Regions from separate parts of the Homo sapiens genome. Here region 1 is linked to region 2. A link is an interaction called in ENCODE POLR2A ChIA-PET data of the cell type or tissue named here. Cell type or tissue: GM12878. All regions are shown on one strand. Links, peaks and the distances in the headings refer to the core of each region. The heading gives the core; the rest is flanking DNA. Region 1 overlaps LINC01237 (long intergenic non-protein coding RNA 1237). Region 2 overlaps LINC01237 (long intergenic non-protein coding RNA 1237).

Region 1 (5,381 bases), core at 176-5,175, 87 kb before region 2:
GGTCCCAGCACCGCTTCCAAGGCCGGGACAAACGCCTGCTCCTAGTGGGTCCCGCGTTGTTCCCGCTTGTTATCTAAGAGATGCGGTCAGCCCTTCGGAAGCCCTCCGACCCCGCCCAACCCCCACACTTCTCCGGCCGCTGCTCCTCTTCCCCCATTCAAGCCAGTCTGGCCTCCGGCTCTGTTCAGAGCAAGCCCAGCCTCCTTGTCATGGACTGGAAGGACCCCTGGCTCCAGGCTCCCGTCCTGCTCACACCCAGGAGTGTGGGCCACGCACTCCCGGAACCTAACTGTGGGTGAATGCTGGCCCTGGCTCCAGGCTCCCGTCCTGCTCACACCCAGGAGTGTGGGCTGTGCACTCCGGGAACCTAACTGGGGCTGGAGCTCGTCCTTGTCTCCTCTGACATCAGCTGGACGCACCATTTCTCTCCAAACCACAAACTCCCCTGAGCTGCCCTTTCTCTGGGAATGCATAGCTGTCGGGATCCCCACGGGCTATCACCTGCCAGGTTGAGGTCTGGCAGGAGTCTTCCTACCTCATGACAAAGCTTCAACCCTCTCCAGCCAGGAGACACTTAACTCTGCTCATTGCCCCTTTGAAGCTTGTGATATGAACAGACCCACATCCAGTACCATCTCTGCATCAAAAAGCTTTGGTTACGAGTGAGGGAAATCAGCTAAAACGCACTTATGCAAAAAAGGGACAAAATGAACTCTCATTAACTGGACAGTTCAAAAAGGGGAGGCTTCAGGCATGGCTCGATCCAGAGGTCAAACTCCTGCTGGTTGCTCTTGGTCTCCGTCTTACTCTCAGTTGGTGTTCAGGGCCATGCATGTTGCCTCCACATTTTGGCAAACATGTACTCTGGGCCCTGGGGGCTGAAGTCATCCACAGCTCTAGTGACTGCACACCTCAGCGACCTCTGCTTCCTCTGAGGTGAGCCTGGCAGGAGCACGTCCACAGGCAGTCACCAGAAATGAAGCCACTCAGGACTGTCACAGAGCCACAAGTGTCCAAGCCAAAAAGTCAAAGTGTAAAAAGGAAGAGGGAGCCCCCTCCACCCCTGCCTGAGGTGTTTAAACATGGCGAACACGGATAACTAAATGCCATTCAATCAAACCTTACTTTCTATTCCTTCTCTGTCATCGAGGGGCACAGCTCTGAGGGTAGAACATTTAGCATCTCATTAACAATGGCCGTGTGCTGCTGAATATCCGAGTGGGAAGCCAGAGTTTGCAGAGAAGCTTCGTGTGTGCTCCAGCCCATCGAGTGCCTGTTTACGGAGCAGGTGACAGGATTGAGGCTTCACCCGCTGCCTCCACATGTACAGCCATCGTGCAGGGCTCCTGCCGCGTTCAAAGGCATTACGTTATCTCTCAAGGGAAAGTCATACTTTTAAAATACAAAATTCTCTTTTATGCAGCAAAATTGCTGTCATACATATTTCAATGGAAAATTAAGTGTTGTAATAAAATATAACAAGGATGATAAAGGCATGTAGTATTTTATGCCATCGAATGCCATTATACCATCCCATACAATAAATTGGTACTGCTCTAAGTAACCTTCAAAACAATTTAGTGCTAAGTAAATAACTACACTTAGCTGTAAGTGGCAATACGGTATGAATTATAATTGTCAAATGACATCAATTGATCAGTCATAAGTCAATGACAGCATATAATTTTTCAGCAATACTTTTTCAACTAGGGAGTAGTCTCTATAAAAAGGACTTGTAATTAATTTCTAAGGAGAGTAAATATTCTTTGGAAAGACTGAGATGTGAGAAAATTACACCCTAACATAATTTAAGGAACAAAAGTTTTGCAGGATGCGTGACAACTATTTTATAGTTTAAGAGGATGGCTTAGCTCATTGCAAAAGAAGAAGAGGGAACAAAGAGTTGGGGGAAGAACCAGCCCCTCTGTCCCCTGTCCTTCTATCTTGTCTGTGTGTCTGTATATCTGTCTCTCTGTGTCTCCATCCCTCTGTCCACTTTGTCCTTTATTTTCTCCAAACACCTCCTGTCTTCACAGAGCCATCTACACTCTGTGGCCCATATCTCTCCCTCGAAGCTCCACAGAGGGCCCCATCCCATCCCTGCTGCTGGAGGTCTATTTGGGCCTCCAAATAGTCAAAGGCTGCTCATGTCTCCAAGTGGGCTCAGGTTGTGTTTTCAGGGGCACCTGTTTCTTAAGCTGTATCTAAATATGCTGGTTTCCCAAGGATACATCTCTCGGCTCCACTGAAGCCACAATTCTCCTTGGGAGAAATTATGTATCAGTAACTTCAGCTTCCTTGCACATAGCAATGAAACATACATTAGCATTCCCTTTATTGTAAATAATTTTCTCAGCTAAGGAAACACACTTTATGCTTATTGGAAATTGTCAACTTCATGGCTCACAGACCCCCAGATTTTAATGTGACATGCATCAAAACAGACACACACTGTCATCATCATCATCCTTATATTTAAAAAGATCATTTATGTTTAAATGTGGTTCTTCCCTCCAATTCCAGATCTTAGTTAACCACGCCCCCAGTTTTGGAGCCACCCAGGCGAGAATCCCAGTGACCACCTTTCCATTCTCCTTGTCTCCTGGTCACGAGAGCCCTGGATGCTGCCTGCTTTGCCCTTTCCTGCTCCTGCCAGTGGTGGGTACCCCCTTGCGACTGCAGCAGTGCCCATCTGTGACGCTGCAAGGCGTCTGGGGCAGTGCTGTCCACACTGAGGGTCTCCCTCCATCAGTCCTACACCTTGGCAGCAGTCATTTTGTTCAAATACAAGAGCGACCATCGCAGTCCTCGGCGACCTCTCTCACCTCAAGTCAATACCAAACTCCCTAAAATGTCAAAATCTGACCCTCCCTACTGCCCCAGGCCCCTGAGTGTCAGGCACTGCCCCCGACCAGTCTGTAAATGACTAGCCCCTCATTAACCCATGGAGGAAGCACAAGTTCCCAGCAAATCCCCATCACACCCTTGCGTCCAAAAGAGACACGGCAGAGAATTGCCACCCGATGTTCGGTATCTATCATTGGCTACCCTTGAGTCCAGAAGAGACACGGTGGAGAATCACCACTGGATGTTCAGTATGTCATTGGCTGCCAAAATATAATGGAGCTTAGAACTCAGGCTGCAGGCTCTGTATTTCAGTCTTTTTTTTTTTTAATTTTATTATGATTATACTTTAAGTTTTAGGGTACATGTGCACGACGTGCAGGTTTGTTACATATGTATACATGTGCCATGCTGGCATGCTGCACCCATTAACTCGTCATTTAGCATTAGGTATATCTCCTAATGCTATCCCTCCCCGCTCCCCCAACCCCACAACAGGCCCCGGTGTGTGATGTTCCCCTTCCTGTGTCCATGTGTTCTCGTCGTTCATTCTTTGTTCCAGATTCATATTCATAACACAGTTTCTTGAAGCTTATTCATTGTTCTTCTCTATGTTATGATTCCAATAATAGTGACTACCTGCAAATTTCTGTTAAATTATAGGCTTGTTAAGATGTAATTCACAGACCACGATCGTCATCACTTTCAAGTATACACTTCAACATTTTTAGTGTATTCATAGAGATGTCCAACCATCACTGCTATATAATTTTACAACATTTAAATCATCCTAAAATGAACCTTGGACTCAACAGCAGTCATTCCCCTTCCTCCCTCTCCCCCAAGCCCTGGCGACCACAAATCTACTTTCTGCCTCTGTGGATTTGCTGATTATAGACATTTCATGCAAATGGAATCTTAACATTTCATGTAAATAGAATCTTTGGTTTATTTCATTTAAAGTGATGTTTTGATGATGCAACTATTTTACAACATTTTTTCATTTCTTTTTATTGCTGATAATAATCTGTTGTATGAATATACCACATTTTGGTTCTCCATTTATCAGTTGTTGAACATTTGATGTGTTTCCTTTTTTTGGTATTATGATCAATACCAAATGTTGCTATGAACATTTGTGTACTAGCTTTTGTGTGTGAATATTACCACAGTTCTCCTAAGTATACATTCAGGAATGAAATAGCTGAATTATATGGTAACTCTGTTGCAGTTTTGAGGATCTGCCAAACTGTTTTCCAAAGTGGCTGCATTTTCCAATTCCATTAACAATGATTGAAGCTTCTGATATTTTCACCCCTCTCTCTCTCTCTCTCTCTCTCTCTCGTGTCAATGTAGTTGTTGTGAAGTGATGTTTTATTGTGGTTTAATTTGCATTTTCCTAATTAATAATTTTGAGCATTTTCAAAGGCTTATGGGTCATCTGTATATCTTTTTAGGAGAACTATCTAGTTTTTGTTCATTTAATTTGCTTGTATTTCTTTTTATCACTGGTTATTAGCATTCTTTATATATTTGTATAACAGTGCTTTATCAGATTTGTGATTTGCAAATATTTTCTCCCATTCTGTGTGTTGTCTTTACACATACTTGAGGGTGTCTTTTGAAACTGCAAGATAATCTTTAAATTTATTTTGAATATTTACAAAATTGTGATAAAGTCCAAATTATCTGATGTGTCTTTTGTTGCTTGTGCTTTTGGTGTCAGTTCTAATAAATCATCGCCAAATCCAAGGTCACACAGAATGTACTCCTATGTTTTCTGCTAAAAGTTTTATAGTTTTAACCTTACTTTTAGACCTATGATTCATTTTGAATTAAAATTGTATATGGTGTGAAGTAGAAATCAAATTACATTCTTTTGCAGGTGGATATCCAGTTGTCCTAGTACCATTTGTTGTAAAGACCATTCTTTCCTCCTTGAATTCCATTGGCACACTTGTCAAAAATCAATTGGCCATAAATATAAGGGCTTATTTCTAGACTTTCAGTTCAATTTCATTGATGTATGTATCTATCTTTATGCCTCTGTCATACTGTTTTTACTACTGTAGCTTGGCTGTGCCACTTTGAAATCATGAAGCACGAATCCAACAACTTTGTTTAAAATTTTCTTTAAGATTGTTTTTGGTGTTTGTAGCTCCTTATATTTCCATATGAATTTTAGGATTAACTAGTCAATTTCTAGAAGTAAAGCAGCTGAGTTGAAATTTTTGAAAGGGATTTTGTTGAATCTGCAGATCAATTTGACCTTAACAGTGTTAAGTTTTCCAATCCATAAGCATAAAATATCATTCTATGTATCTAATTTTTTAAACAGTGTTTTGTAGTTTACAGTAACAAGTCATAACTTTTTTGTTATATTTCTTCCTATTTGATTCATCGATGCTATTGTAAATGAAATTGTTTTAATTTGATTTTTGAAATTTTTATTGCCATCATATAGGTCTACAGTTGATTTTTGTATATTGTTCATGTACCCAGCAACATTTCTGAAGTCATTTATTCATTAAAATTGT
Region 2 (5,381 bases), core at 258-5,257:
TCCAACAGATTCACTAAGGCTCTTTGTCAACACAAATTGAAAACCGTTAAAAAAAAAAGTAATTATGATGCTTCCTGCCCTCCATGAAAGGACCACATACAGACACCACGCTCATATCTGAGGCCCTGGGGTAGCCTTTAATGGCCCAGCAGAATGGCCAGAACCGTTAGAGGAAACATTTAATAAAGTCTGGAGTCAGAGCCCTGCGGGTCTAGCTGGATTCCTGGAGGTGCGGCCCAGAAGCCAGCGGGAGGGAATTGGAGGCCGGAGGCTCAAACTGTCCCCACTTCCACCAAGGGCCCCTCCTCCAACAGCTTCCAGGCTGCCAAAGCCCCTGCATCACCTCCAGGGTCCCCTGGGTCCAGCCTCATGCTTCCCATAATGAGTTTTTAAACCACAACGCTGCATCAGGTGACATCTCTTCTGCAGGCTGTGCGCGTCTCCAGGGGGAAGGGGGCTGTGTCTTTGGGACAGTTTGTGCTCTCAATCACTTGACTGCTGACAGGCACCTCAGCTGAATGGTGTGATTTATGCAAAGATTGTGCTGAATTATTTAAAGCATTCTCTATTTAAAGAACAGAGAATATTTAATTAGCATTCTGCTGTGCTTAATTGAAGACTCACAAATCAATTAAAACTGCTTACCTTTTGGCAGTTCAGTAACTTCACAGAAACCTCCCAGGAAATGCATCCTATTCACAGCTGGGTTCATCCTATACCCAGCGACCTGTGGCCAGTGTGGCGCTGTGATTAGAGGCGGCTCAGCGCCTTCAGAGGAGCGGCCTGGCTGTGCGCACATTAGAGAAAGGCTTCCATCGTCGTTGGTCCTCTTTCTCACAGGGACTCTGGGGTCTTGGTGCCGGGAGATGCAACCGCCTCTGGCAGCCCGGCTTCATTTTAGGGACAGTGACTATGGAGAAACCCAGGTCTGACCCATTTTCTCCAGAGGGGAGGGAGCCACAGGGAAAGGCCCCTTGTTGCTCTGTTGGCCCTGAGTGCCTCCCAGGAAAGGTCAGAGCACAGACTCAGCCCTGGGAGGGCCGAGAGATCCCGCTGGACCCTGCCCTCCTCGACACTCTGGACAAGATGCAGAGAGTGGGGTCCTGGCAGCAAGATCCCGTGGGAGTGGGGCCTTGGAGCTCAGGGCCAGACCGAGGGGGTGCTCATTGCTGGCTCTGGCCTACAGACACGTTGACATTGGCACCACACGGGCCAACTGAAACCCTAAGAGAAAACCCAGCGTCCCCTGGCCAGAGCCACCAGAGGACAGAGCTCCCAATGAGCCCAGCTGCTAGAAAAGAAGGTGGAGTCCCAGGCAGAAGAGTTCTTCAGGCTGAATGGAAATGATTCCAGAGGGAAATGCAGATATGAAGAAGGAGATAAAGAGCTCCAGAAATGGCAAATAGCAGGGTGAGCCTACGCGACTTCTCTAACGGAAGAAATTACCTTTAAAACACACGTGCAGGCTTAGAGCAAAAGAAACCGTGCCATAAGGTGTGAGTAAGTGAAGTGCCTGTGACACCCACAGATCAGAGAAGCAGAGGCCTCCGGGATGGCAAGGCAAGGTTGCCGCATTTCATATGAAGTGCACAATCATCATAAAAGAATGCATTAAATATACATATGTATGCATTCAAATTACACTAACATCACATATATCCATTAGACTTTATCAAAATTAAAATCTTCTGTTCATCCACATAAAACGATGTCACTTACTGCAAAAAATATTCTCAAATATTTATCCAAGTGCTGAGATCCAGAATAAGTAACCCCTAAAATTTCATAATAAAACAACTTGGTGAAACAACGGTCAAAGGATTTGAACACTTCGCCAAATGATGGCAAATAAACACAAGAAAAAGTGCTCGACAGACTCGAGCACCAGGAAGATGCGTCGTAAACACCAACAAAAACCACCACACACACCCACAGTAGCCAAAATCTATAAAACTGGTGGCACCAAACGTGAGGGAGGATGTGGCCCACCCAGCACTGTTGCTGTGCATTCTTGGTGAGAACACCTAAGACGTCCCCTCAATGGGATTAGAAAACCACAAGGCAGGCAGGTCAGCTGCTGCACTGCACACCACAGCGGCTGGTGAACTCTGCACACAGCGGTGGGCCGTCAACTGAAACCACAACAGGCAGCGAGCAGCTCTCAAAATGAAGGCATTCCGTGGAGAACAGCAGTGGATTATCAACCAGGATGTGTGAGCCATGACAGACCACAGGCATTCCCTGGGAGGCTGGGGCAAGAGGAAGCTTTTAAAGGCAAAAGAAGCTTGAGGAAGCGGTTCTGAAACAAAACTTACCAGCCTGAGAGGCTCATTGCAGGGGCTGGCGATGACTCATTGGAAACACTGACAGCTGCTGGGAGACGTCCTCATAGAAGCAACTTCTGAGCAACGTTAAGCCTGGCATTCCAGTCAAAACCTGGTAATATAACCAATATTTTCCATTGTATGCTGCTGTGAAGAGAACAGGCTCTTATTGAACTTACACAAATGACTGTATTGCCAAAAACATAATCATACTCACAAATAGTTCACAAATTTTGGAGAGATAAGGTAGGGAAAGAAGCCTATGTTTCAATTTTTGTTCACAAAGTTATACTTTACCAAATTGGTGTAAATTATAGATAGCTTAAGAAAACTATTTTCCTTAAACCTGGAAAACAAAACATTAAAATAGAGAACCAAAAATATTTTAAATTAAAACTGTAAAAACCCATCATTCCTTTTCGTCAATTCATTCAGTCCCATGTAATTAATTCTCATTCTGCTTGATCTAGGTTAGCAGATTTATGAACCCATCAGTTTCTTCAACAGAGTCCCAAAAATATCTACTTTCTCCAACGGTATGATCTTAAAGGTATCAGCAATCAGAGTTCAAGAGGACTGCCAAAGTCATTTCATTAGAAGCAATTTGGACTGTAGTTGATTGCAAAAGCTTTTAGAGAAACATCAAAACAATAATTTGGATTTGGATCTTTACATGGATGACAAAAACATAGACGGGTCATGGTTAAAAGTCTGATGAGAGTTCATTATAATGAGAAATTGACAAGGAACTTTGGTTATTTCCATAGCATAGAACATTTTAACACAATAATTAGAACTACTACTGATAACATTATACCAAGATATATCAGATATTTAAGAATTTTATACAAATTTTGGAATACACTAATACTGTATCCATACAAATATAACTTAAAGAATGGTTAAGGCCGGGCGCAGTGGCTCACTCCTGTAATCCCAGCACTTTGGGAGGCCGAGGCAAGCCGATCATGGGGTCAGGAGATCGAGACCATCCTGGCTAACAAGGTGAAACCCCGTCTCTACTAAAAATACAAAAAAATTAGCTGGGTGTGGTGGTGGGCACCTGTAGTCCCAGCTACTCGAGAGGCTGAGGCAGGAGAATGGCGTGAACCCGGGAGGTGGAGCTTGCCCTGAGCCAAGATCGCGCCACTGCACTCCAGCCTGGGTGACAGAGCCAGACTCCGTCTCAGAAAAAAAAAAAAAAAAAAAAAAAGGTTAAACATCATTTCTTGTTTACAATGCTTCCCACATATTTAATAATTTAGCATGTCAAATAAACTTAATTAATATATCTCTTTTACAAGGTAAGAATAAAAAGATTTAATTTAGAATTTGATCTTGGGAAAGCTTGTCAAAAATGTCAAAGGTTTAAAACACTTAATTAAAACAGGATAATAGGTCACTGTGAAATAATAGTCATCCATTTAACTATAGTGATAATTAAAATACTTTAAAAGCAAATAAAGTTACACAGACAAAAAAAAAAAAAACCCTACCTCTTTAAAGGAAGAATTTTTCCAAGCAATCAAAAACCTAATAAAGACAGCGCAAAGTACACGACATTATCTTGATAAATTTTTCTAGGCCAGTTACTGTGGAGGCCTCATTACGGAGGGGGAGTGGGGCTGGCGGGACTGAAGGAAGCAAAAAGAGAAGGCACATAAGCCTTAAGTCTGCCTTTCTCATGGTCCAGAACACATAACCCTCCTGCACAAATAACTCAGTCTTCCAGCTATCACCAGATCCTTGACTGATGGGAAAATTACAAGTTAGCTCACGGCAACCTTGGCGTTATCAGCACTGTCAAAGCCCTCTTCAGCTCACAGCACAGAGACTGTCTTATAAAACCCTCACCAAGCCTTCGCCTCCTTGCAGTCAGCTCCTCTCTGCTAACTTGCCCATTGCACTCTCGCAATGTATTTTCATGCTTTCTTCAATAAATCTGCTTTTCTTTATCTGCAACTGTCTTGGTAAATTCTTCTCACCACACCACCAGCCCCAGAGGGTCACCACTCACCTGCGACAGTTACCAAAAAGGCAAGGAACACCCTGATTATTTTTTAATCAGGGGTAGATCAATACTACAAGAAAATCTTGTCGTATTAACAGAGAGGACCAAATTCTAGTTTCATGTCGGCAAACTTTAGATCTTTTTTCTTCTTCTTTTTTTTTTTTTTGAGACAGAGTCTCACTCTGTTGCCCAGGCTTGAGTGCAGTGGCGCAATCTCAGCTCACTGCAACCTCCGCCTCCCAGGTTCAAGCGATTCTCCTGCCTCAGCCTCCCTAGTAGCTGGGACTACAGGCATGCGCCACTACACCCAGCTAATTTTTGTATGTTTAGTAGAGAAGGAGTTTCACCATGTTGGCCAGGCTGGTCTTGAACTCCTGACCTCAAGTGATCTGCCCTCTTCAGCCTCCCAAAGTGCTGGGATTACAGGCATGAGCCACCACGCCCAGCCTAGATCTTAATGTTCTATTTTAGAAAGACTTATAAATTATTTCCTTCTATTTTTAGTCAACTTGATCACATACAAAATGTATTTCATAAAATTCATCTTCCATAAACCTTTTGCAATTTTCTCAAACCTTCTAGAATTTGTTCAAACCTTCAGTTTCGTTCTATACTTCCTCTTTTTTATACTGGAACAACCAATCATTCTAACTTAGGATAAAAATTTACTCTTTTTTCCCTTATAATTTTGGCCACACAAGATTTTCTCATATAAAAAAAAGTTTTATTCTCTTTTTCTTTTCAACTTTCCCTACCAAAGATATAACTTTCTTTGCTTATTTTTTGTCCCATTTACTGGTTCCTTTCTGCCTTGTTTCTATTTCCTTTCAAAATTTGCATTTTCAAGCAACCTTTAAATAACCTCCAAATTAGACAAAATTATTCTTCTTCTAAAAAAAACCCTCATGTCTTTTGTAATTTTTTTACCAAAAATACCAAAAATTGTATCATTATTTTTCATACTTTGTATATAGAGTTACACACATTAATTAGAATTTTTAAATCTTAGTGCCCTTAATTTTTAGTGGAACCTAGGAAGTAAGCAA

What was found. ChIA-PET counts read pairs that join two places held together with the same protein. Peaks named below come from ENCODE experiments on the same cell type or tissue, not always from the same donor. Only the 100,000 strongest peaks of a DNase experiment are listed, where the experiment ranks them.
Region 1: POLR2A ChIA-PET joins it to region 2 with 6 read pairs; 2 of 35 experiments call an interaction of 5 or more read pairs at or near these places.

Annotation. Positions count from the first base shown.
Region 1 is chr2:242,050,032-242,055,412 of GRCh38, reverse strand. All of the region lies in intron 3 of LINC01237 (long intergenic non-protein coding RNA 1237), which reads right to left. The region is part of intron 2 of LINC01880 (long intergenic non-protein coding RNA 1880); the gene reads left to right. Among named protein-coding and RNA genes, the nearest start is that of LINC01880, 31 kb to the left of the region's middle. In GM12878, for the core only: no CTCF peak of the experiment used is centred there; no DNase peak of the experiment used is centred there.
Region 2 is chr2:241,962,982-241,968,362 of GRCh38, reverse strand. LINC01237 (long intergenic non-protein coding RNA 1237) reads right to left here. Exons shown (of 4, transcript NR_110220.1): 3 at 2,316-2,436. Among named protein-coding and RNA genes, the nearest start is that of LINC01238, 5.0 kb to the left of the region's middle. RefSeq lists an enhancer at 2,080-2,587. In GM12878, for the core only: no CTCF peak of the experiment used is centred there; a DNase peak (open chromatin) is centred at 2,182; H3K4me3 peaks cover 535 bases; H3K27ac peaks cover 927 bases.